3 separate regions of the Homo sapiens genome follow, and all the other regions are linked to region 3. A link is a loop called in an ENCODE intact Hi-C map of the cell type or tissue named here. Cell type or tissue: B cell. All regions are shown on one strand.

What was found. A loop is a pair of places that touch in the nucleus more often than their neighbours do. Peaks named below come from ENCODE experiments on the same cell type or tissue, not always from the same donor. Only the 100,000 strongest peaks of a DNase experiment are listed, where the experiment ranks them.
Region 1: a loop joins it to region 3, with 7 times the contacts of the local background. A loop is called at or near these places in 2 of 110 quality-filtered maps.
Region 2: it touches region 3 in a loop (9-fold over the local background); 2 of 110 quality-filtered maps call a loop at or near these places.

What each region holds. Positions count from the first base shown.
Region 1 is chr5:112,519,488-112,527,487 of GRCh38, forward strand. It overlaps LOC124901043 (a long non-coding RNA gene), which reads left to right and starts at 2,024. Exons shown (of 2, transcript XR_007058901.1): 1 at 2,024-2,061; 2 at 7,879-8,000. RefSeq lists enhancers at 3,511-4,012, 3,578-3,697. In B cell, no CTCF peak of the experiment used is centred here; DNase peaks (open chromatin) are centred at 884, 1,184, 3,644 and 4,534; H3K4me3 peaks cover 5,902 bases; H3K27ac peaks cover 7,453 bases.
Region 2 is chr5:112,973,555-112,981,554 of GRCh38, forward strand. DCP2 (decapping mRNA 2) reads left to right here and starts at 3,244. Exons shown (of 11, transcript NM_152624.6): 1 at 3,244-3,432. The coding sequence starts at 3,380. LOC105379126 (a long non-coding RNA gene) reads right to left here and starts at 1,231. Exons shown (of 2, transcript XR_948679.3): 1 at 1,144-1,231. RefSeq lists enhancers at 2,735-2,784, 2,815-2,894, 2,910-3,669, 3,205-3,254, 3,325-3,414 and 3 more. In B cell, no CTCF peak of the experiment used is centred here; a DNase peak (open chromatin) is centred at 3,057; H3K4me3 peaks cover 3,259 bases; H3K27ac peaks cover 2,871 bases.
Region 3 is chr5:111,508,387-111,516,386 of GRCh38, forward strand. It overlaps STARD4 (StAR related lipid transfer domain containing 4), which reads right to left and starts at 4,149. Exons shown (of 6, transcript NM_139164.3): 1 at 3,999-4,149. STARD4-AS1 (STARD4 antisense RNA 1) reads left to right here and starts at 3,840. Exons shown (of 7, transcript NR_040093.1): 1 at 3,840-4,122. LOC105369177 (a long non-coding RNA gene) reads left to right here and starts at 7,199. Exons shown (of 4, transcript XR_948671.3): 1 at 7,199-8,000. RefSeq lists enhancers at 798-917, 3,784-3,993, 4,474-4,613 and a silencer at 4,024-4,393. In B cell, no CTCF peak of the experiment used is centred here; a DNase peak (open chromatin) is centred at 4,205; H3K4me3 peaks cover 2,303 bases; H3K27ac peaks cover 1,799 bases.

The DNA of each region.
Region 1 (8,000 bases), 1.0 Mb after region 3:
TGAATTCTTTTGTCAGTTCTAGGAGGAGTCCTTAGAGTTTTCAAGGTAAACAATTATATCGTCAGCAAACAGTGACAGTTTGACTTCCTCTTTACCAATTTGGATGTCCTTTATTTCTTTCTCTTGTCTGATTGCTCTGGCTAGAACTTCCAGTACTATGTTGAAGAGGAGTGGCTACAGTGGGCATCCTTGTCTTGCTCTCAGAGGGAATACTTTCAACTTTTCCCCATTCAGTGTTATGTTGGTTGTGGGTTTGCCATAGATGGCTTTTATTACATTAAAGTATGTCCCTTATATGCCAATTTTGCTGAGGGTTTTAATGATAAAGGGATGCTGGATTTTGTCAAGTGCTTTTCCTGCATCTATTGAAATGATGTGATTTTTGTTTTTAATTCTGCTTATGTGGTGTATCACATTTATTGACTTGTGTATGTCAAACCATCCCTGCATCTCTGTTATGAAATCCAGTTGATCATGGTGAATTATCTTTTTGGTACGCTGTTGTATTCAGTTAGCAAGTATTTTGTTAAGGATTTTAGCATCTTTGTTCATCAAGGATATCGGTCTGTAGTTTTCTTTTTTGGTTATAGTTTTCTGTTTTGGTTATGTCCTTTCCTGGTTTTGGTATTATGGTGATGATAGCTTCATAGAATGAATTAGGGAGGGTTCTTTCTTCTCTATCTTGTAAGATAGGGTCAAAAGGATTAGTACTAATTCTTTGAATGTCTGGTAGAATTCTGCTGTGAATCTGTCTGGTCCTGGACTTTTTTCTGTTGGTAATTTTTAAATTACCATTTCTATCCCACTGCTTGTCATTGGTCTGTTTAGGGTATCTAATTCTTCCTGATTTAACCTGGGAGGGTTGTATTTTTCCAGGAATTTATACATCTCTTCTAGGTTTTCAAGTTTATGTGTGTAAAGTTGTTCATGGTAGCCTTGAATGATCTTCTGTATTTCAGTGGTGTCAGTTGTAATATCTCCTGTTTCATTTCTTAGTGAGGTTATTTGGATTTTCTCTCTTCTTTTCTTGGTTAATCTTGCCAGTGGTCTATCAATCTGATTTATCTTTTTGAAGAACCAGCTTTTTGTTTCATTTATCTTTTGTATTTTTTGTTTGTTTGTTTCAGTTTCATTTAGTGTTGCTCTCATCTTTGTTATTTCCCTTTTTCTGCTGGGTTTGGGTTTGGTTTGTTCTTGTTTCTCTACTTCCTTGAGGTGTGACCTTAGAGTGTCAGTTTTATGCTCTTTCAGTCTTTTGTTGTAAGCATTTAGGGCTATGAAATTCCCTCTTAGCATCACCTTTGCTGTATTTCAGATGTTTTGATAGGTTGTGTCATTATTGTCATTCAGTTAGAAGAATTTTTTAATTTCCATCTTGATTTCGTTTTTCACTCAGTGCTCATTCAGAAGCAAGTCATTTAATTTCCATGTATTTGCACAGTTTTGAAGGTCCCTTTTGAGGTTGATTTCCAGTTTTATTCCACTGTGGTCTGAGAGAGTGCCTGATATACTTTCAATTTTCTTAAAATTTTTGAGGCTCCTTTTATGTCCTATCATATCATCTATCTTGGAGAAAGTTCCATGTGCTGTTGAATAGAATGTATATTCTGCAGTTGTTAGATGAAATGTTCTGTATATATTTGTTAAGTCCATTTATTCCAAGGTATAGTTTAAAACCATTTTTTCTTTGTTGACTTTCTGTCTCGATGACCTGTCTAGTGCTGTCAGTGGAGTATTGAAGTGCCCCACTATTATTGTGTTGCTGTCTATATCATTTCCTAGGTCTATTAGTAATTGTTTTATAAATTTTGGAGCTCCAGTGTTAGGTGCATTTACGTTTAGAATTGTGATATTTTTCTGTTGGACAAGCCCTTTTATCACTATATAATGTCCTTCTTTGTCTTTAACTGCTGTTGCTTTAAGGTTTGTTTTGCCTGATATAAGAATAGCTACCCCTGCTTGCTGTTGGTGTCCATTTGCATGAAATGCCTTTTTCCACTACTTTAAGTTTATGTGAGACCTTATGTGCTAGAGAGGTCTCCTGAAGGCAGCAGATGGTTGGTAAGTTCTTATCCATTCTGTAGTTCTGTATCTTTTAAGTGGAGCATTTAGGCCATTTACATTCAATGTTTGTATCGAAATGTGAGGTACCATTGCATTCATCGTGGCCTCTGTTGCCTGTGTACTTTGGGGTTTTTTTTCTTTACTTTTGCTTCTTAACATATTTTTGTTTTATAGGTCCTGTGAGATTTATGCTTTAAAGATGTTCTGTTTGGATGTGTTTCCAGGATTTGTTTCAAGATTTAGAGCTCCTTTTAGCAGTTCTTGTAGTGGTGGCTTGGTAATGGCAAATTCTCTCAGCATTTGTTTGTCTGAAAAAGACTGTATCTTTCTTTCATATATGATGCTTAGTTTCACTGGATACAAAGTTCTTGGCTGATAATTGTTTTGTTCGAGAAGGCTGAAGATAGGGCCCCAATCCCTTCTAGCCTGTAGGGTTTATGCTGAGAAATCTGCTGTTAATCTGATAGGTGCTTCCATCTCACAGCTGTTAGGATTCTTTCCTTTGTCTTAACATTGGATAACCTGAGGACACTGTGTCTAGGCAAAGATCTTTTTGCAATGAATTTCCTGGGTGTTCTTTGTGCTTCTCACGTTTGGATATCTAGGTCTCTAGCAAAGCCAGGGAAGTCTTCCTCAATTATTCCCCCAAATATGTTTTCCAAGCTTTTAGAATTCTCTTCTTCCTCAGGAACACCAATTATTCTTAGGTTTGGTCATTTAACATAATCCCAGACTTCTTGGAGGCTTTGTTCATATTTTCTTATTCTTTTTTCTTTGTCATTATTGTATTGGGTTAATTTGAAGACCTTGTCTTCGTGCTCTGAACTTCTTACTTCTACTTGTTCAATTCTATTGCTGAGACTTTCCAGAGCATTTCACATCTCTAAAAGTGTGTCCACAGTTTCCTGAATTTTTTATTGCTTTTTCTTTAAGCTATCTGTTTCCTTGAATATTTCTCCCTTCACTTCTTGTATCACATTTTGGATTTCCTTGTACTGGGCTTTGCATTTCTCTGGTCCCTCCCTAATTAGCTTAATAACTAACCTCCTGAATTCTTTTTCAGGTAAATCAGGGATTTCTTCTTGGCTTGGATCCATTGCTGGTGGACTAGTGTGATTTTGGGGGGCTGTTGAAGAGCCTTGTTTTGTCATATTACCAGGGTTGGTTTTCTGCTTCCTTCTCATTTGAGTAGACTCTGTCAGAGGGAAGGTCTAGAGCTATAGGCTGTTGTTCAGATTCTTTTATCCCATAGGATATTCCCTTGATGTAGTACTCTTCATCTTTTCCTATGGGTGTGGCTTCCTGTGAGCCAAACCACAATGATTGCTGTCTCTCTTCTGGGTCTAGCCACCCATTGAGTCTACCTGGCTCTGGGCTCATACTGGGGATTGTCTGCACAGAGTCCTGTGATGTGAACTGTCTATGAGTCTCTCAGCTGTCGATGCTAGTGGCTGTTCAGGTGGAGGTGGCTGGGGGTGGGGGGTGCAATGGACTCTGTGAGGGTTCTTAGCCTTGGTGGTTTAATGTTCTATTTTTGTGCTGGTTGACCTCCTGCCAGGAGGTGGTGCTTTCCAGAGAGCATCAGCTGTGGTATTATGGGGAGGAACTGGTGGTGGGTGGGGCCTTAGAACTCCCAAGATTATATGCCCTTTGTCTTCCACTACCAGGGTGGGTAGGGAAGGATCATCAGGTGGGGTGGGGCTAGGTGTGTCTGAGCTCAGACTCTCCTCAGGCGGGTCTTGCTACAGCTGCTGTGGGGGATGGGGGTGAGATTCTCAGGTCACTGGAGTTGTGTGCCTAGGAGGATTATGGCTGCCTCTGCTGAGCCATGCAGGTTGTCAGGGAAGTGCAGGAAAGCCAGCAGTCACAGGCCTCACCCAGCTCCCACACAAACTGAAGGGTCAATCTCACTCCCATCGTTCCCCCCATAACAGCCCCCAGACCGTTTCCAGGCAGAGAGTGATAGGGGCTTGAAAACCAGCCCCGGGCTATCCACCTCCCAGCTGTGAAAATAGGGGCTTGGTTCTTCCCCTGCCAGTGGAGTCCGCACACTGGATTTGCGCCCGCCCCTGAGTTCTGGCCAGGAGGCTTCTCACCCCGTTCAAATTGTTACAGAGTTCAACCAGAGATTTCATTCTCTCTGTGGAGTTTTACCCCCTGCTCCTCTGGCCACCCTTCCAATGGATCCCTGTGGTGTCATGCAGGAATGGCCTGCTAGGGGACCCAGCAAGCTCCCAGGGCCTTTCTGCTGCTTTCTCTACCCCTGTATTTCTCTCTACTCTCCAAATTGACTTAGCTCCAGGTAAAGTCAGAAACTTCTCCCACAAACAGACCTTCAGCTTCTCTAGTGATAAGGGAGGAGACCACCCCTCATATTGTCTTATGCCCAATTACTGCCTCCAAAGAAAGAAGAAGTAAAAACTAAAAGGCAGAAGTGAAATCCACAAGCAGACAGCCCGGTGCAACACCCTGGGCCTGGTAGTTAAAGATCAACCCCTGACCTAATCAGTTATTTGCATAAAAAGGCACTGTGAAGATGTGTGTCCTGTTCAGTTCCTTTCTAATTACCGGTGTATGCAGCCCCCAGTCACATACCCCCTGCTTACTCAATTGATCACGACCCTCTCACGTGGACCCCCTTAGAGTTCTGAGCCCTTAAAAGGGACAGGAATTGCTCACTTGGGGAGCTCTGTTGTTGGAGATGTGAGTCTTGCCAAAGCTCCTGGCCAAATAAAGCCCTTCCTTCTTTAACTCGGTGTCTGAGGGGCTATGTCTGCAGCTTGTCCTGCTACATTTCTTGGTTCCCTGACCAGGAAGCAATGTGATTAATGGATGGTTGAGGCAGCCCCTTAGGCGGCTTAGGCCTGCCCTGTGGAGCATCCCTGCAGGGGACTCCAGCCAGCTTGAGTGATGCAGATCCTGAGAGCGCTTCCAGGTAGGCAATTCCCCCAGTGGAACACCTCACCAGAGCAGTGTGTGGCAGGCCCCCATGGAGGATCAACACAGTGACTAACAATGGTAAGAAACTGGCACTTGGAGTCCGGACATCTGAAACTTGGTAAGACTAGTCTTTGGAACTTGCCTACTCCATTTGAGTGGAAGCATGGCCTGATCACCCATGGCATGCCCATACCGGCATTTTGTTTTTTTGTTTTTGACTTGACTTGGATTGCTTGATCCTTTGGTTTTGGTCTTGACCTGGCTTGGATTTCTCAATACTCTGATTTTGGTTCTGATTCTGGTTTGGTGTAAACTGAAAAAGTCTATGTGTGCCCTTTTTACCCATTCTTTGTTTTGTGGTGTGCGTGTGGTGTGAGCGTGGTGTTTTGTCTCGAGGAAACATGGGTCAGGCACAAAGTAAGTCCAACCCACTAGGAACTATGTTGAAAATTTTCAAAAAGGGATTTAAGGGATACTATGGAATTACTATGACACCAGGAAAACTTAGGACTTTGTGTGAGATAGACTGGCCAGCATTAGAGGTGGGTTGGCCATCAGAAGGAAGCCTGCACAGGTCCCTTGTCTCGAAGGTATGGCACAGGGTAACCTGTAAGCCAGGGCACCCAGATCAGTTGCCATATATAGATTCTTGGTTACAGCTAGATTTGAACCCCCCACAGTGGTTAAGAGGACAGGCAGCAACAGTACTAGTAGCAAAGGGACAGTTAGTTAAGGAAGGTTCTCGCTCCACCCGCTGAGGTAAGTCGGTACCAGAAGTCCTGTCCAACCCAACACCAGAAGAATCGTGGCAGGAATTGGTAACAGCAGTACCCGCCCTCCCTTATTGAGAGGGGCTCCCCACTCCTGAGCCCATAGCATGTACACCTCCACCAGATAACCACACTCCTAGACCACCCAGAGTAGACAAAAGAGGAAGTGAAGCCACAGGAGAAAATCCTCCATTGGCAGCTCCATTATGGCCCAAGACTGGAATCCAAATGCCCCTGAGAGAGCAGTGATATACTGGGGTAGATGAGGATGGACACATGGTGGAAAAGCGTGCCTTTGTGTATCAACCTTTCTTCTCTGCTGACCTCATCAATTGGAAAAATAATACACCATCTTATACCGAAAACCCTTAAGCTTTAATTGACTTGCTCCAAACTATTATACAGACTCATAATACTACTTTGGCTGATTGCCACCAGCTGCTCATGTACCTCTTTAATACAGATGAAAGGCAAAGGGTGCTCTGGGTGGCAACTAAGTGGCTAGAGAGGCGCGTCCCAGCTGATTACCAAAACCTCCAAGAATATATAAGAATTCAGCTGCCAGGAGCAGACCCCCACTGGGACCCGAACGAGGGACCAGACATGGAGAGGCTAAGACGGTACTGTGAGGGATTAATAGAAGGTCTAAAGAAAGGGGCTCAAAAGGCTACAAATGTAAATAAGGTTTCTAAGGTCATCCAAGGAAAAGAGGAGAGTCCAGCACAATTCTATGAAAGACTGTGTGAGGCTTACCGTATGTACACTCCCTTTGATCCAGATAGCCCTGAAAATCAGTGCACGATTTACATGGCCTTAGTTAGTCAAAGTGCAGAAGATATCAGGAGAAAATTGCAGAAACAGGTTGGGTTTGCAGGTATGAATACCTCACAGTTACTGGAAATAGCCAATCAAGTGTTTGTAAATAGAGATGCAATAAGCCACAGAGAAAGCCGTAAGGAAGGCGAATGCCAGGCCAGGTGAAATGCCAACTTACTGGCTGTGGCCATTAGGGGAATTCCCTCGAAAGGAGTGGGAAAGGGGGGTTCTGGGAAGAATATCCAGTCTAATCACCCATGCTTGCAATGTAACCAATGCACCTATTGTAAGGAAACAGGATATTGGAAAGATAAGTGTACCCAACTGAAGGAAAAGCAAGGTAATTTGGAACAAAAGACCTCAGATAAAGATGAGGGAACTCTGTTCAATCTGGCTGAAGGGCTATTGGACTGAAGGGGACCAGGCTTAAGTGCCCCCGAGGATCCCATGGTCAGGATTACAATTGGGGGCAAGGACATTAAGTTTTTGGTCGATACTGGTGCTGAACATTCAGTAGTGACCACCCCATTTGCCCCCTTATCCAAGAAAACCATTGATATAACCAGAGCAACAGGAGTTTCCACTAAGCAGGCTTTCTATCTACCATGGACCTGCTCGGTGGGTGGACAAGAAATAGTTCACCAGTTCTTGTACATGCCTGACTGTCCCTTGCCCTTGCTGGGAAGAGACTTGCTTAGCAAGCTGACAGCCACCATCTCCTTTACAAAACAGAGCTCTTTACAGCAAAAGTTACCCAGAACAGGAGTTATCATGGCCCTTACAGTCCCCCAGGAAGAAGAATGGAGACTTTTTTTTAACCGAGCCAGGCCAAGGGATAAAACCAGCTCTAGCTAAGCAATGGCCTTGAATATGGGCAGAGGATAATCCTCCAGGACTGGTGGTCAACCAAGCCCCTGTACTCATAGAAGTTAAGCCTGGGGCCCAACCAATTAGACAAAAGCAGTATCCAGTTCCCAGGGAAGCTCTTGAAGGAATCCAGGCTCAACTCAGGCACTTGAAAGCCTATGGAATTATAGTTCCTTGCCAGTCTCCATGGAACACTCCCCTCCTGCCTGTCCCTAAGCCAGGGACCAAGGACTACTGACCAGTACAAGACTTGCATTTGGTCAACCAAGCTACAGTGACTCTGCACCCAACAGTTCCTAACCCTTACACATTGTTAGGGCTGCTGCTGGCTGAGGATAGCTGCTTTACCTGTCTAGACTTAAAAGATGCCATCTTTAGCATCAGAATATCTCCTGAGAGCCAGAAGCTGTTTGCCTTTCAGTGGGAAGATCCGGAGTCAGGTGTCACTACTCAGTACACTTGGACCCAGCTTACCCAAGGGTTTGAGAACTCCCCTACTATCTTTGGGGAGGCCCTGGCTCGAGACCTGCAAAAGTTTCCTGC
Region 2 (8,000 bases), 1.5 Mb after region 3:
AACAGAGTGGGATCTTGTTCCAAAAAAAAGACTAAATGAAATAGCATATTTTAAAACTATAAAGGTTTTAATCAACCTAATTATTTAAAAATCAAATCAGTATTATAATTTAAGAACCCTAGCATCTCCTGTTCTCCTGTTACCTCAACTCTAAGCTCCCCTTTGTCATTCTCAGCTGGGTCCTGTGAACAATTAGATGGAATTGAGGCCTTGGTGTCCCTATTCACTTTAACAGGGATGGCACTAGGTTCAAGAGGCTGAAGAAGAGACCCAGAGCCAGCAAATGAGGCATATGGTTTATTGAGAGGAACTTGCATACAGAGCGGTCCACTAGAGGTGAGCTGGACATGAGAACAACATCACCTGCAGAAAGCATGCAGTTTATATAGCATTTTCATTTTGCACCCTCTCCCTAACAGCTTCCACCTGACAACTTTCATTTAGCCCAAAACAAAGGGCCTAGCCCTCCTGTGCAGCCTGCATTCCACAGGGCTCAGATGTTCCTCATAGATAAGGAATGAATCTTGGTTGTAACTGCAAACTCATTCAGGTTGTCTGCCACACAGGGTCATTCCCCTGGGTCTGCTTACGTTACTGCTGTCAGGTGCCTCTACCATACAGTTGGCTTCTTTGGAAGTCATGGCTTGGGGGGCTGCTATAAGGGTTGCACTAGTCCAGCTCCTGGAAATCTGTGTGTGAGGAGGCAGTGGAGGGATGGGGCATGGGCAAGATAATATCTTGGACCACAGACATCTCAGAAACTCTTAATAAGGCAGATTGGTTTAACACCATGTGAGAGTTTGGGGACTTCCTGGCCTCTAAGAGCCCAAAAGGGGTTGTATAGCTGCCCCTAAACTGGGAGACTAGAAAGCTAGTAAGAAGAATTCCTCCAGGTGCTTCAGCAAGTGCTTGGTAACCTGCTTGTTTCTATTAATATACCATTGGCCCATGTGGGTGAGCACCACTTTGCCTTGAACTGTTGTTCCACTGCCATCATTTAGAATACTCTAAAAACTAGACTTGAGCTCTAAGTGAGACAACTAAGAAAACCACTATGGTGCCTCCCAGTCAGAGAAAAGACATTCAGTCAGAACAGGTAGAATGCACACCCAGCAAAATAGAACTGAAGGGGCTCACTCTTACCTTTACCAATCCATCCACTACACTGGCTGGAGGTCCAACTGCTAGTATCTGCATTTCTTTGCCGTAGGACTTTTTCTGGCCACCAGAGCCCATCTTGCTGCCCATGTAGCAGGCTAGAGTGCAGACCCCAGGAGCTGCCTTCAACCAATGAAGGAAGTTGGTATATAAATCCCCATCTCCCTCACCCCTTGAGTGGGATAACTCTGAGGTATATGTTTTATACTGGCCACCAGAGTTCTCCAGTGACAGTAAGCTCCAGTTAACCACAGTGCTAATTTCCTTGATAATAAACCTTTTGGCTTTCCTCCCCTCCTTGACTCACTTTCCTGCTCTCCTACCAATGTTTCCCAAGATCACCTCCCTCACAGGCTATCTGCACTCAAAATCTTGTCTCAGTGCCTGCTTCTTAGGAAATCTAAAATAAGACTTGGACTGTGCTGGGAGTACTGAATAAAGCAAATGGAATACTGCAGCCTGTGCTTCTGTACTGGACTCCCAGAATACATGAAGCTGTGCCTGGAAGCATTTTCTCTTTAGGGAATTTCATCAGCAGAAAGAATTACGTACAGATACTGATACCATGTGTTTCCAACCAACAGCTCAGCCAGATCATCCTACAGTGAAGCTCTCAGGAAACAAGTACCATCTACAAGGTGAGAGCTTCCAATTAGCTTTCAAGGCACTTGACTCCAGGTTAAGGCCTTACTCTTAAGTGTGAGTGAATAGTCAAGGACTACAGAGGCTTCTAATAGGATAGATGAGATCAAGATAATAGCAAAAAGCAGCTGAGAGGAATAAGACTACTCAGGGAGAAGAAAACGTCAAAATCTATTATTAATATCCTCAGAAGGATAAAATAAAATATACAAAGCAAGAATGTGACACCACAAGAAAGGGGCATTTGAAGAACAAAACAGAACTCTAAATAAGTAAAAACTCTGTAGTTGTCAGGAAGATAAATTTGAGGAATTCTCCAAGAAAGAGGGGAAAAAAAAGATGGAAAACGGGAGCAAAATAGATGGTGACGGGCCTCTTATGCCAAAGGAACTTGGGCTTGATCATACAGCAGAAACTGAAAAGATAACTTGTTCCTATCTGAGTAAAACAAAACAAAATGTAGGCAGTTGCACAGGCCAAGAATGGAGGCAGAGTCAGTGGTTAGGCAGCTCTCACTGTAGTATGGAGAAATGATGCAAAACTGAAGTACACAGTGGCATGTGACAAATTTAGACAAAAGATGGGAGATTAAATGGTAGAACAGACTAAACTTGTGACGGAGCAGGTGTGTGTGGGCCTGTGGGTCTGATGTAAGAGGAAAAAGAACAGATGGATCTAGTTTCTCCAAAGATCCCAAATGGATTGGTCTCCATTAAGCAAGACGAGGAATGAATAAGGACGAGCAGGTGGGGATTGCTTTGTGCAGAGGGTGGAATACAGATCAGAGTTCAGCTTAAATCAGTATTTTCTAAGATTTTGCTAGGTGCCAGATACTGAGATAAAGTCCTTGTCTTCATGTTTGGAACCAGGTGCCTAAGGAAGCACAGAGGAGAGCCACCTCCAAAATGGATACCCTCTCCAAGGGTTTGTAGTGAAAGAGGCACAGCTCTTGGCCTGGAGTTGGTGGGGGCTGCGATAAGTGCAAGATACTTGGTGACAGGAATCGCGAGCATACTCTTGTGTTGTACGGATTCTCAGGGTCGGCCCTGCAGAGGAAAGAGCTCAGTCACCGCGAGGTCCTGCACAACATGCCAAAGTCCCGGATATGTGTCCGGGGTCTACACCTAAGCCCCGACCCCTCTGAACTTCCCAGAAGCGCGCAGGAGGCATGGTGCGCATGCGTGTAGCCACCTCAAAGGCGGCGGGAAGTTGGTTTTCTGAGTAGCAACTGAGCAGCTTGAAGACGGATTGGAAGTAGCAGACCAATAAACAAACGTCTCATTGGCTTAGAGTGCTTAGAGTCCCAATTCTTCAGCTTCCCATTGGGCCTTTCAAGCGAGCAGGGGCGTGACTCCGGGGGCTCCGCCCCGAGCCTTGGCCCAGTCTTGGGGTCCAAGGCTGAGGGAGCGGGACGGAAGTGAGCGGGTCCCGCCCCTTCCCCTTCTCGTCTCCGTTGGAGTCGTCTCTGCCGCGGCTTCCTCGGCTGCCAGCTCTCCGGCGAGCCGGAGTCCTAGTGCCGTACCGTCAGTCCCCGGCCGCGCGGAGCCGGGATGCACTGTTCCTGCTGTGGGTCCTCATCATGGAGACCAAACGGGTGGAGATTCCCGGCAGCGTCCTGGACGATCTCTGCAGGTACCGCGCTACCCGACCCCCTTTCGCCCCCGTCGGGTTTTCTCAGTTTCGCGGACCCCCAGAGGCCTCTGGGTCTTCTTCCCCGCCCACGTCCATGTCCTCGCTTTCCGCTCCCGCCGCTGCTCGCTTTCCATCGTCGACCCTGCTCTCCGACGACACCGCCCCTCTTTCCGCCGCAGCCTCCCTGTTTCTCAAGGCCCTCCGTCCTTCCCCGCAGAACACCCGGAATTTCCTCATTTTTTAAGTTACTCAACTATTTTGCTTTCCCGCAGGCGTAGCCGCTTCGCCGGAGCCTGGGTCTTAGCGTTTTGCCGCCGCCGCCGCCTCCCTCTCCCATTGTTTTTTCTGCCTCTGTGACTTTTCCACGCCGTGCACCCCCTCCTCCCTGTGTCTCATTCCCCGATTCTGAAGGAAGACCCCCAGGGTAGTAATTTAAGGCTTAGGATCCCAGGTACGCGGACCTGCGCAAGGAGCAAATTTTCGGACTTATTCTGACGCCTGCGTGTTATTTGTCCGTGGCGTTCTCTGTAAATTCCTGTAAGGAATTACTTTTTTTTTCTCATCCCTGGACTTGTCTTTGGGGGAGAGAGGGAAAAAGTGTAGCGCTGCTTTTCTTTTTATCCTTAATAATCCTATTTTAAAGGAAATTCTCAACCGCGGGGTTTTAACTCAGGGTGTATACTTCAGATGAGAAATTTTCTGCATTCTTCCCCCTTGTCAACTCTGATTTCAGATAGCCAAACACGTGTAGGATACTTAAAAATGCTTATTTTCCGAAGGTAAAATTTGGAGTGCAGTGATACCCGGAGTTGTCGCCAAGTGTGTGTGGATTGTGATTACAAGTGATAACACCTTTTCGTTCACAGTTACTGTGTTTATGTTTTAAAAGGCAGGCTTTTAGTAGTTGTATCTCCTTCATGCAGTTTTTTTTAATGGAAAGTAAAGAACTGGTGTTTGTGGAGTTTTTTGGGGTTTTTTTTGTTTGTTTGTTTTTTTGTTTTTATTTTTTGAGACGGAGCCTCTTTCTTTTGCCCAGGCTGGTGTGCAGTGGTGCGGTCTTGGCTCACTGCAACCTCTGCCTTCCGGATTCAAACGAGTCTCTGCCTCAGCCTCCCTAGCAGCTGGGATTACAGGCACCCGCCACCACACCCGGCTAATTTTTGTATTTTTAGTAGAGACGGGATTTCACCATCTTGGCCGTGCTGGTCTCGAACTTCTGACCTCGTGATCCACCCGCCTCGGCCTCCCAAAGTGCTGGGATTACAGGCGTGAGCCATCGCGCCCGGCCTGGAGTTTCTACTGTGCACCAGGCACTACCTTTACATGTATTGTTTTATTTAATCCTCAGTCAGCCGTGTTTGGTAGGTGCAGTTAGTATATTTCCATTTTCATCTGCGCAAACAGATTCAGGAACTTTGTAATTTACATAAGGTCACATTCATCCTAATTCACAAAATCAAGATTTCACACCTATTCCTTTTTCTTTCCAGTGCCTGTGCTTTTTCTCTCATACCAAGGAGAAGTAATAAGCCTAACGTTTTAAACCTCACAAAAGTACATACAGAAAAGTAAATAGCCTAATTTTGCAACTAATACAAATGGCGCTGTACTTCTTTGGTGATGGTAGATTTATAATTTTTGAAGTATGGTAGATTCAAATGAACCACTGAAAAGGCATTTAGTTTCTTGTCCCAAATAAAAAAAAAAAAAGGAAAAAGAAACTGAATTTGATATGTGTATGTGGGTTAATGACTAGACGCACATCAACCAATAGTGGGATTATGAGATTGTGATCTTTATTTTTTGTTTCCAATATTTTTTATGCATTTTATAGTTAGAAAAAAATTGAAGATAAGTATTTAGAAAGGTGATCAGTAATTAGCTGTGTGTTAATAGGGTTAAGAGTTGATTTAGAAAAAGATGTGGTAATCTTAAACATTTTACAGACATCAGAGCTAGTCTTCCTTCTAGTATTGGGGTTAATTTGCATATTATCTAGGATTACATCATTTAAATAAGTGATGTCAGCTGTTAACGATTTTATGTATGGAACCTATTCACAAAATAATTACGTTGTATTTTGTAAACAATATGTTAAGCACCTGTCAAGTGTTAAAGATAGTTGGTTTTCCAGTGAGTGTATTTAAGCTGTTAAACAAATATTTTTGAATGGAGTAACATTTTTTTCCTTTCAAGAAATTTCTTTTTGCAGTTACTGTTTTTGGCTGTATAAATAAGGATATGATATATTTAAAAATTAGGGCTGGCTGTAATAATGAAACCAAATAAACATTTCTCAAAACTTCAGATTTTAAAATAAATGCCATTTTCAAGTTAATATTTATAGCTTTGATTAATTGAAATATTTTTAATGTTACAGATTCAAGCTTTTCATTGTAGACTAAAACTTTTTTTTTACACTTAGAATTTGGTAAACTTCTGTAAAAATAAAGCTTAATTTGAGGTTAATTTTTCTGAACTTCTTTGCTCTCTTTTATGTACGTCTTGATTTATGAATTCAAGCTAGGTGCTTGTTTTTACTCCCTTCATTTTTTGCCCCAATTCTGTTGCTTATTATTAGTGTATATAGGAAGTTTTCTTTTGTGTTACTTTGTTTTTTGATAAATTACATGTTTCTGTTAAATCTTGCCTTTTGATGTGGAGAGCAGCAGACTTAAATTTTCAAAATGTGACTTTGTAACCTTTAGACTGCTCATAACCTAAGGCTGATGCTTTAGTATGTAACATTCTATTTATTGGAATATTGTGCAGCCATTCTAAGTTCCTCAGGCAATTAGCACACAGTAAACTGAGGGAAAATATTTGTGTGTTGAAAAGATGTACACAGTATACTGAGTGAAATACTTATTTAGTCCCTTGGTGCCTTTTGTGAAAACAAATTTTTAAGTGTGTGTGTGGGTGGGGAAGGGGTATATGTATTCGTATGCCGAAAGAATATGCGCCAAACTGATAACACTGGTTACTTTCTGAGTGGAGTAGAATTAGAGGAGAGGAAGGGAAGAGTTTGGTCTTAAAATATTCTAGTGAACAAAAAATGCTTTATAATTTAAAATGTATGTGTAAAGGTGAATCTGCAGCATTTTATGGTGATACTTGTTTTTGATGAACCATGATTTTTGATATTAAAACTCAAATACAGAGTTTTTCAGTACTGTTTAAACTAGCTTATTAAAGAATTGAAAAGCAAGTTTTTAAAGTAGAAACTGAAAAGTTGGTTGATTCAAATAAATGCTTAGAATTTTTTTAAAGCCCTTTTTAAGAGTTGGGTATAGTAAGGCCACACTAGTGTTAAAAGAAGAAAGGTATTTTCTGGCAACTAGTGTTGCTGCTATTTTGGTGATAGCGTAGGTTAATTAAATAATTTGTGCTCATCTTCAGCTAGCCGTGTTAGTGTTGAATTCAACCGGAACATTTTTCTACTAATTGCAATCCTTGTGCTAATGTCCTGTTTGTAGGAACACTGAGAAAATAACATTTCGTGTGATGCAGTTTTTTCCGTAACAAATTGTAATGGAAAGCATTTTATTTCAGCTATTACTATATACACGTCCATACACATATGTACACGTACTTTTGAACTTTAAAACAGATCAAAAGCATTCACAGAATGAACGCATTAAATGTTTAATTTTCGTACATCAGCTCTTATAAACTTAAGTCAACTTTTTACTATTAAAAATATGTAATCATGTACATGGTTTTGAAAATTAGAGTACAGACAGATTTATAAATGACAGGCAACAGTCTTAGTTTCTTTCCCTACCCTTTTCTATTCCTGTTGAGGCATTGACTTTTACTTGTTTTGTTTTGAGTTCTTCTGGTGGATACCTCATATTTTAAAATATACTTGTGCCAGTTTCTTGTTTTATCAACTTTCTATATTGAATTGAGGATTTGGTTCAATTTCGTAGATACTAGATGAGAGTTCAGTTTACCACACCCACTATTGCCCCCATCTTACTTCCAGTATGTCTCTATCAGTATTTTAAATTGTTCCATTGTTTACCTTTGTGACTTTATGATTTTTTTTTTAGAGACAGGGTCTTGCACCATTGCCCAGGCATGATCATAGCTCACTGCAACTTCCAACTCCTGGACTCAAGCTATCCACTTGGCTCAGCCTCCTGAGTAGCTAGGACTATAGGCATGTACCACCATGCCCAGGTATTAAATACATTTTTTTTTGGTAGAGATGGGATCTTTGCCCAGCCTGGTCTCAAACGTACTTGTAGCCTCAAGCAATCCTCCTGCCTCAACCTCCCAAAGTGTTGAGATTACAGGTGTGAACTACCATGCTGGCCCCTTTGTGACTTTAATATACTTAAAATTATATTTGTTTTACGAACTTACAGTATTTCTTGAGTCTCTGATATGGTGAGATGATTAGTGCCTCATTTTTTCTTGCCCATTCCCTCGGCTTCTATCCAGATTAACTTGAAAAAAATTAGGGTTGATAATATTTATATTCTATTTTGTAAATCTACGTCTGTTATATTTTGTGCTATTTGTTGATTGTAAAAGCTGAACAATAATGATACAGTGTAAAT
Region 3 (8,000 bases):
GAATTACTTGGTCTTTGTCTTCTTTTGGTGCCAGGGCACCAATTTCTTAGCATAATTCCTACTTTTCACTATTCTATCTCTATTCCTCCCATCTTCAGTAAAAGGCTAAAGAAGAAAAGAGTTTTAGGGGTAAAGTTGCCCATTACAGAACCATCAAATTGCTGGAAAGGAGGTCAAGAAAACATCTAAATGAAATCTCCTAATCTAAATGAAATCACCCTCTATGGGAATAAGGCTGCAGTTGTCAACTATGGATGCACACATCAGAATCACCTTTTTATGCTTTGTACTAGTTGTCGCTGCTTTTAGGTGTTAGATTTTAGGGCCCAGTGCCAAATAGTCTAATTCAGTGGCTTTGTTCTGGAATGGGCCTCAGAAATGTAGGTCCTTTAAAATAGTCTCACTAATTATTCTGTTGTCTAGCCAGAGATCAGAACTAACTGATCTAAAAATTAAAGTGACAGAAATAAATTAAGGTTGTAGCCAATATTTAAATACCACTAATTAGAGCATATAAGCCATTAAAATTTATAAATACTAAAATTATGTAGAAACATGGGAAAGTATACAAAGAAAATTCAATATAACTTTTAGGATCTATGTAAGTGATGCAAAATATATAATAAGTATAGATCCAATCCACGGATGAAAAGTTGATGAGCTCATTCAAAAAGTCTCTCAGTCAAGAATATACCTAATTTCCATTCAAGAGGCTGTCAACTTGATAGCCAGTTCAATAACTTTATTCAAGAGTATGCCACAAACAAGCAGAAGTTCTTGCAGAAGGCTTGTAAAAGAGATTTAATTTATCTATTACAGGGATCACTATGATTAAACATATTCTTTAAACCCAAAGGTCACCTGCTAGGTTCCTGTGGTTGGCAGATAAGAGTATTTATGCAAAACTTTTTGATAGAAATCAAAGGTGAAACAGAAAGTTATTATTATCATAAGCAAACATTATCACTGGGCAAATCCAGTGCACGGAAAGTTACCTAGAAAGCTAGCTACCTAGAAGAGATGAGAATCTGCAACTTTAAGGTACTTGACTTAGTAATTCATACTGATCAGTATAAAGTTCAAGCTCCTTACTATAGCTTACAGGCCCTTTTATAATGTGGCATATTTTCATTACCTAATTTCCACTTATCTTTCCTGGATTCCCCTGAACCTGGGTTAGTTCCCCCTCCAATATTTTCTGACAGCAACTCTGTACTGTAATTATTCACTTGTTATCTTCTCCCGTTTAACTGTAAAATCTTTGGGGGGTAGGAAATCTGGCTTGTTCAATATTAATTCTCCTTACGTCTAGCACTCAGTAGGAACACAGTGAATAAAAAATGGAAAAATGTATAGACAATAAGCTACCATTCTCACTTATGGAAGACCTCAAGATATCTAAAGTATGCCCATTTACGCCAATCCTAGAGCTTCTGAATAACTAAAACTTCCTTTACCATAATGAAACACCATTTCTCAAGAAGGACTACTATTAAATATTTATCAAGCATCTATTATATACCAGGTCCTAGAACTACAGAAACAGATGGAATTCAGATTTTACTCTCAAATTGACTTATTCCACCCTTAAGCTTTAACAGAAATAACAACAACAAAAACTAAAACATTAAAAAATTCTATTAATAGCCTTTTTAAGAGTGGTGCAGTGGGAGGTAGGAAAGGAAGAGAAAGAAGTACAAAATCAGAAAGCTCTCTCTGATTAAATATGTCCAGCAATGTATTTAACCAAACAGTTAAGTCTTGCATGGATTATTTTCATCAAGATTAAGTCCATAATGAAATAATCATTGCCATCAAAACTGCTACCTCTGTGTAAACAGGCATAATTGAGCATTTCTCAAAATATTAATATATTCTAGAACCAAGAGGGTTGGGGGAGATGGGTTATCAAGGTCTTGGCTCTCTCTCCTAATATAACAGGGTACTGACATTAATTGAGAGGAAAACACCTAATTTGCCCTCCTGCAATCTCCAACTGTGGAGAATGTCAGGTAAATGTTTTAAATGCCATTCTGAACCCATTCTGAACTTCCTTTTACTAATTCAGTCTTTTATTCCCTTATCTTGACCTTATATCAGGAAATTATCCAACTCTAACATTTACACGTCAGAGAGAACAGGCACCACTTAACCTTATCAGAATATAATAGGTTCATATAAAAGATTTTATACTCTTGTCAGTCCCATGGCCAAATGCTGAGTAATGTCCACCTCCATGTTTTTCCTTTAATCTTTTTGTTCATGTTTTCTATGCCCATGCTTTTGAAGCTATCACTAGTGGTGATAGTGGCTGCCATCATAGGGAGGGCAGCTGTCTCAAGTTACTTTTCTTGAGGCCATCTATCAGCACCATAGTCTTGACCAATCCAACTCCAATTATTCTCAAATATCTGTCACAGTGAGATGGCATAGGTTCTATTTTAAATATGGAACATAATAAAACATTTAACCTGTAATGTAAAGTGAATGCCATAAAAATCTGTTTGGACTTTTGTAGTACGACTAGGTCAGAATTCACTTGTTAAAGAAATGCAGGTATCAGAACGGTCTAACCTTGCATTACTTGATTAATATGGTTTTCACTTCCGTCAACAGCTTCAGTTTAACATGCCATGGACTTTCCCCAATGTCATACAAACCAAAGCTTTGTAAATTAAATTATATTTTCTAACTAACATAAAAATTTCAGCATATGCTTGATTTCCAATCAATGTTGAACTGTTAAGTTTTCTAACTCAGACAAGTACAGCAGCTTCTCATTTTTTGAGACTGGCTCTGGCAGGAGCTCACTATTTAAAGAAATGCAACATGGAAGTATATTTCTACAATATGAATAGTGAGCCAACTTACTGTTCAAACCCCTAATGCTCTAATACTTGATTAAAAAAAAAACCTAATGCTCTGTACTTGATTTTAAAAAATAACAATAACATTTATTGATCACTTACTACATGGTCAGTCCTTCTGGCTGCTTTACATTGCATTTATTTTATTTAATCCTCACAACAGTAATAGTCCTCCTTGAGAAAATGTGTTTCATTATGGTAAAGGAATTTTAGTTATTCAGAAGCTCTAGGATTGGTGTAAATGGGCATACTTTAGATATCTTGAGGTCTTCCATAAGTGAGAATAGTAGCTTAATGTCTATACATTTTCCCTGTTTTACAGAAAGGGAAAATAGCAACAGGAAGGTTGAGTCACTTGTCCAAGATCACACAGTTCATAAGTGATGGAGCCAGAATTCCAACCCAGGGCGTCTGACTTCAGAGCCTAAAGCTCTCTCTTGTAAAACTGTGGAAGCTGATCACAGGCTGGAAAAGACTTCATATAAAAAACCTGGGCCCACCAAATATTTGTCAAGTTTTGTCCTGGCTGCTGAACCTAAAAATCTAAGGTAATCTTTCTCAAGTGTAAATTCGGGAAAACAATGACACTGATTTGGTGAGAAATTATTTGAGTTAATACATTTAGCAGGGACCTTGGAAGGCAGTAAGCCCTGGGAAAACTTTGTCTCTTGTCTTTGGCATCACCTCCGCGAAGCCTGGTGGGACGCGGCTGCCCCTGCGCTGTCTGTGCACCTCCTAAGAACCAGGAAGCGCGGTGACCTCCAAAGAACAGGACTGTCCCAAATCAAGCGGGATTACCACCGCCCCTCTCCCATTTAACAGCTGAGGACACTGAGGTCTAATGGATTCCAAGTACTTAAATAGGTGAGCGGCGCGCAGGGGCGAGTTGCAAGCCCTGGGATCCTTCCAGCTCGCCGCTTCCCCTCCCAGGGGCTCAGGTTTCTCTTTCATCTGTGAGGTCCTCTCCCGCCCGGACGCCGGGGCCCGCCATCCCCAACGTCCACCGCGAGCTCCCCAGATCCATGGTCTGGAGCAGGTCCAGAAGACGCACCTGGCAGGACGCCCCGGGCGCCACAGTCGCCCTCCACACGGGCCACCCCAATCCTGCCGCGGCTCCGTGGCTCTCCTTACCTTTACCTGAGGTGAAGCAAGGACGTGGAAGCAGCTACGGCGCGCTACCAAGCACCTCACACCGCTCTCAACAGTACTGCTCAGCCTCCCGGCCCGCCGATGCGCAGGCGACAGCAGCCAACTTGTAAGTCACCGCTGGTCGCAGCCAACTGGAAGGCACCCAGCGCCTCAGGGCAAGGCGGGCCGAGCCCCCAGCCCCGCCCCCTGGCCCGATCCCGGGGGCTCCGGGGAGGGGGGGCTGAGAGGAGGTGGCCGGAACAACGTGCGCTTGTTCGGATTGGCTGGCGCGGGAGCGTGTGGAGGGCTGATTGGTGGCCGATAAATGGAATGATTCCGCGTGGGTGTGGGCTGGCCCGAGCCGCGCCAGGGTTCCCTGGATGTCTGGGGTTGCCTGCAGGTTTGGATTGGTTGGGTTGGGTTGTCCTGTGATCACTTAATTGTGAAAGAATTTTGTCAAGCAGTAAACCGACTGGGAGAAATTGAAACAGAAGGCGAAGTGAAGGATCACAGTGAGGGATAAGGTCCAAATTCATCCCGCTTGTGGATATCCTAGTATCTCGCAACTACGCTACTCCTCCCAGGACTAAAAGTCAAATAAGAAAAAGCGCCCATGCAGAGGAGGACGAGCTCTCTGCCTCCTGCTTAGCCTGACTCAGAACTGAGAGAGCTGGGAAGGAAAATGCATATAAACGAAAGTCCCTGCCACTATGTGAATTGACCTTTAGCCAAATACGTTTGTGTGTGTGTGGGTGTGGGTGTGTGTGGGTGCGTGTGTGTGTTTCCATCCTCAGATAAAGAGTTTAGAGGGCAACCTTAGAAGCAGAGAAAAGGAGGAGGTGTGACAAGTGGATTTAGCAACTGCACAGTTTTGGAGTTTCCATCTACTCGAACATGAGAAAGATTTCTTCCAGTGGCTGTGAAGTCACCCATCTGATGGGATGCTTGGCAAACAGTGAATTTCTTCCTTTACCAGAGTAGCCATGATGCACTGATTAGCGAGGCTTGGTTTGTCTGCAAATTGCGTTTACTAAGATACGTAGTTTGAGAACCAAAAGCAGGGAAGAATGCAGTGCTACACCATTAGTGATTTCTGATAGACTTGCAATGAAAATAAATAATATTTCGTAAATTTTTAAGTCGGCCTCACCAAAAGAATTACCAAATACTACTTGCTAGTTATTATTGGCCGATTTATTTTTTACCTCCATCGTTTATATGTAAAATAATTTGTTTTATATTTATATTTATAATTTCGTGTGACATAATAGAAGAGTTCTTCGTGTGTTGTAAAGCTCCTTTCACTTAGGAATTATTGGCCAATTATTGAGGTGCTTTGGATGGATGGATGAATACGTAGATAAATAATTTGAAATGGTTGGGGAAAAGTGCTTTGTAATTAAGTTGTACCTACTTAATTCAATTACATTGAATCCTCTTAACAGCCCCCTAAGGTAGGTGTGTTTTACAGGCGAGGAGCCCCAGACATAAATCTTAAGGCAGGTTGCTTAATTACTGAGTGGAGAAACTGGAATTTGGCTGAGGTCTGCTGGACTCTGAAACTGGGCTCTTAGTCTCCATAAAATTCAGATGGTGCTTGGTAGCTCTTTGTCAAGGCACCTGTGAAGACCACTGGGACCATAAATGAAAGGCCTAATTCCTACTGTGAGGGTTTACACAGGTTTAATGGTGGAGAGGAATAAATCCACGTATCTATTTCAAAAAAGTAAAAAAGTTGTATCTGTCATTATTAGGATTCAGTTCTGGATACTTTGCTCAACAGTCTATATATTCTCTTGCAGGATGGTGTAAAACATGTTTAAAACAAAATTAACTTGGCTTTTTTTTTTTGGACGGCGGGAGTCATTACATCACACTTATGCCCCCATGGGATTTCTTATCTTCCAGCCAGTTTCTGGGAGGTTTTTGTTTCTTTTGCTTTTGTTCTTCATCTGTTGCCATTTTTCTTGGTTAGAATGAAGTTTGGGTAATTGGAAGCCACTCTATCAAAGTGGAATGCTACTAACAGCAAAGCTTCAGATTCAGAAATACATATACAAATACATCATCTGGAGCTATTTTTGAGGGTTTAGTATGGTCCAAACACAGTGCTAAGCATTTTACATTTTACAGCAATGCCTGAAAATAGGCATGTACTATTACTATTTTCATTATACACATGAGAGAACTGTAGTATGTAACACAACAGATAGATCTCCCCTACAAATAGTTTGAAAATGGGAAAATAAGGTCTCCATCTAGAATTCAAATATAAAAGAGGCATATAATGAATTTGATCAGCTAAATGGAAACTTAACCTAAAGAGACAAAACAACTGCCCTGCCAAGTCCTGACTATAATCTGACTGAATATAGTAACACATCTAAAGAAAGAATTTTCAAGAAGAAAAACATTAAAAATTCCAAAACACAGAAATAATATATCCACAATTTCTAACCTGGGCAATAAATCTAGAAGTAAGCAAAGCAAAAACACGCTCACAAATATCCCCAACTACTTGAAAATTTCTAAAAATCTGTCCCCAAACACATTGGTTTAAGAGAAAAATCAAACATTACATGCTGAAGAATATTAATAAAAATATTTTAAAATATTAATATTAATAATAAAAATCAAAACACTATATATCAAAGCCAGAGAACAGAACAAATTTCAATTCAGGAAAATTCATAGCCTTAATTTAATTCAACAAATATTTATTAGTTGTTTGCTACCTGTACCAAGGACTGTGGGTATAGTGTATCTTAACAGAGAGCTATTTATTTGCTAATAGAAGAAACTCAACCTGAATTAAGCTAAAAAAAATGTGTTAAAAGGATATAGAAATGTCTTATAAAAATTTGATACTGAAAGTCGGGGCCACAGACCAGCAGCATTGGTATCACCTGGGCGCTTAACAGAATTGCAGAATCTCAGGCCCCAACCTACTGAATCAGAATCTACATTTTTAAACGACATCTGGATGGTTTTATGCACATTAAATATTGAGGCCAGGCGTGGTGACTTACGCCTGTAATCCCAGAATTTTGGGAGGCCAAGGCAGGTAGATCACTTGAAGTGCCCAGACCAGTCTGGGCAACATGGTGAAACCCCCTCTCTAATAAAAATACAAAACTTAGCCAGGCGTGGTTGGTGTATGCCTGCAGTCCCAGCTACTTGGGTGACAGAGAGAGACCCTGTCTCAAAAAAAAACAAAAAAAAACAAAAAAAAAACTTGAGAAGCACTATTATAGAGCACAAAGCCTTGACTTACAGCTAAGCCTCAAAATGATTGAAGCCAGAACTTAGCCACCAAGAACTAAGACTGTACAAATTCATTGAACTGTACATTTAAATTGTGTGCACTTCATTGTAAATTGTACCTCAATTAAAAAGAAAAAGAATCAACCAAGAAGTTAGAGAAAAACATCAGAAAGAATGAATTAAGAAATATACAAACAAAAAATTGGGAAAAATGGAAAGCAAAGAAACAGTAGAATTAATTTTAAAACTACATCACATGTGGGCTGATAGATGCAGCAAAGCACCATGGCGCATGTTTACCTATGCAACAAACCTGAACATCCTGCACATGTATCCTGGAACTCTAAATTTAAAAAAATACATCACATGATTTTTTTCCCCTGTTGGGGATTGGTTTGACTATAATAAAATAGGTAAATAAACAGTCTAATAGAGAAGAGGAAATGGCAGAGGAAAAAAAAGTCAAGTAATTATGACTAAGAAAGGGGAAGAAATCATAATTAAAGAGTAAATTAAAATAGTAAGTCTTTGTGAACTAACAAATTAAATCCAGGTGAAATGGATACTACTTCCAAGGAAACACAAATCACCAAAATTGATACAAGAAGAATTTTGAGTTAAGAAGTCTAATAAACTTGTAAAAATAAAAACTATGAGAATATTAGGGAAAAACTATGACTAAGAAAAGGACCAGAGGATTTCACATGATAATTTTCAACTCCCAAAGAAACTAGTCGTTCT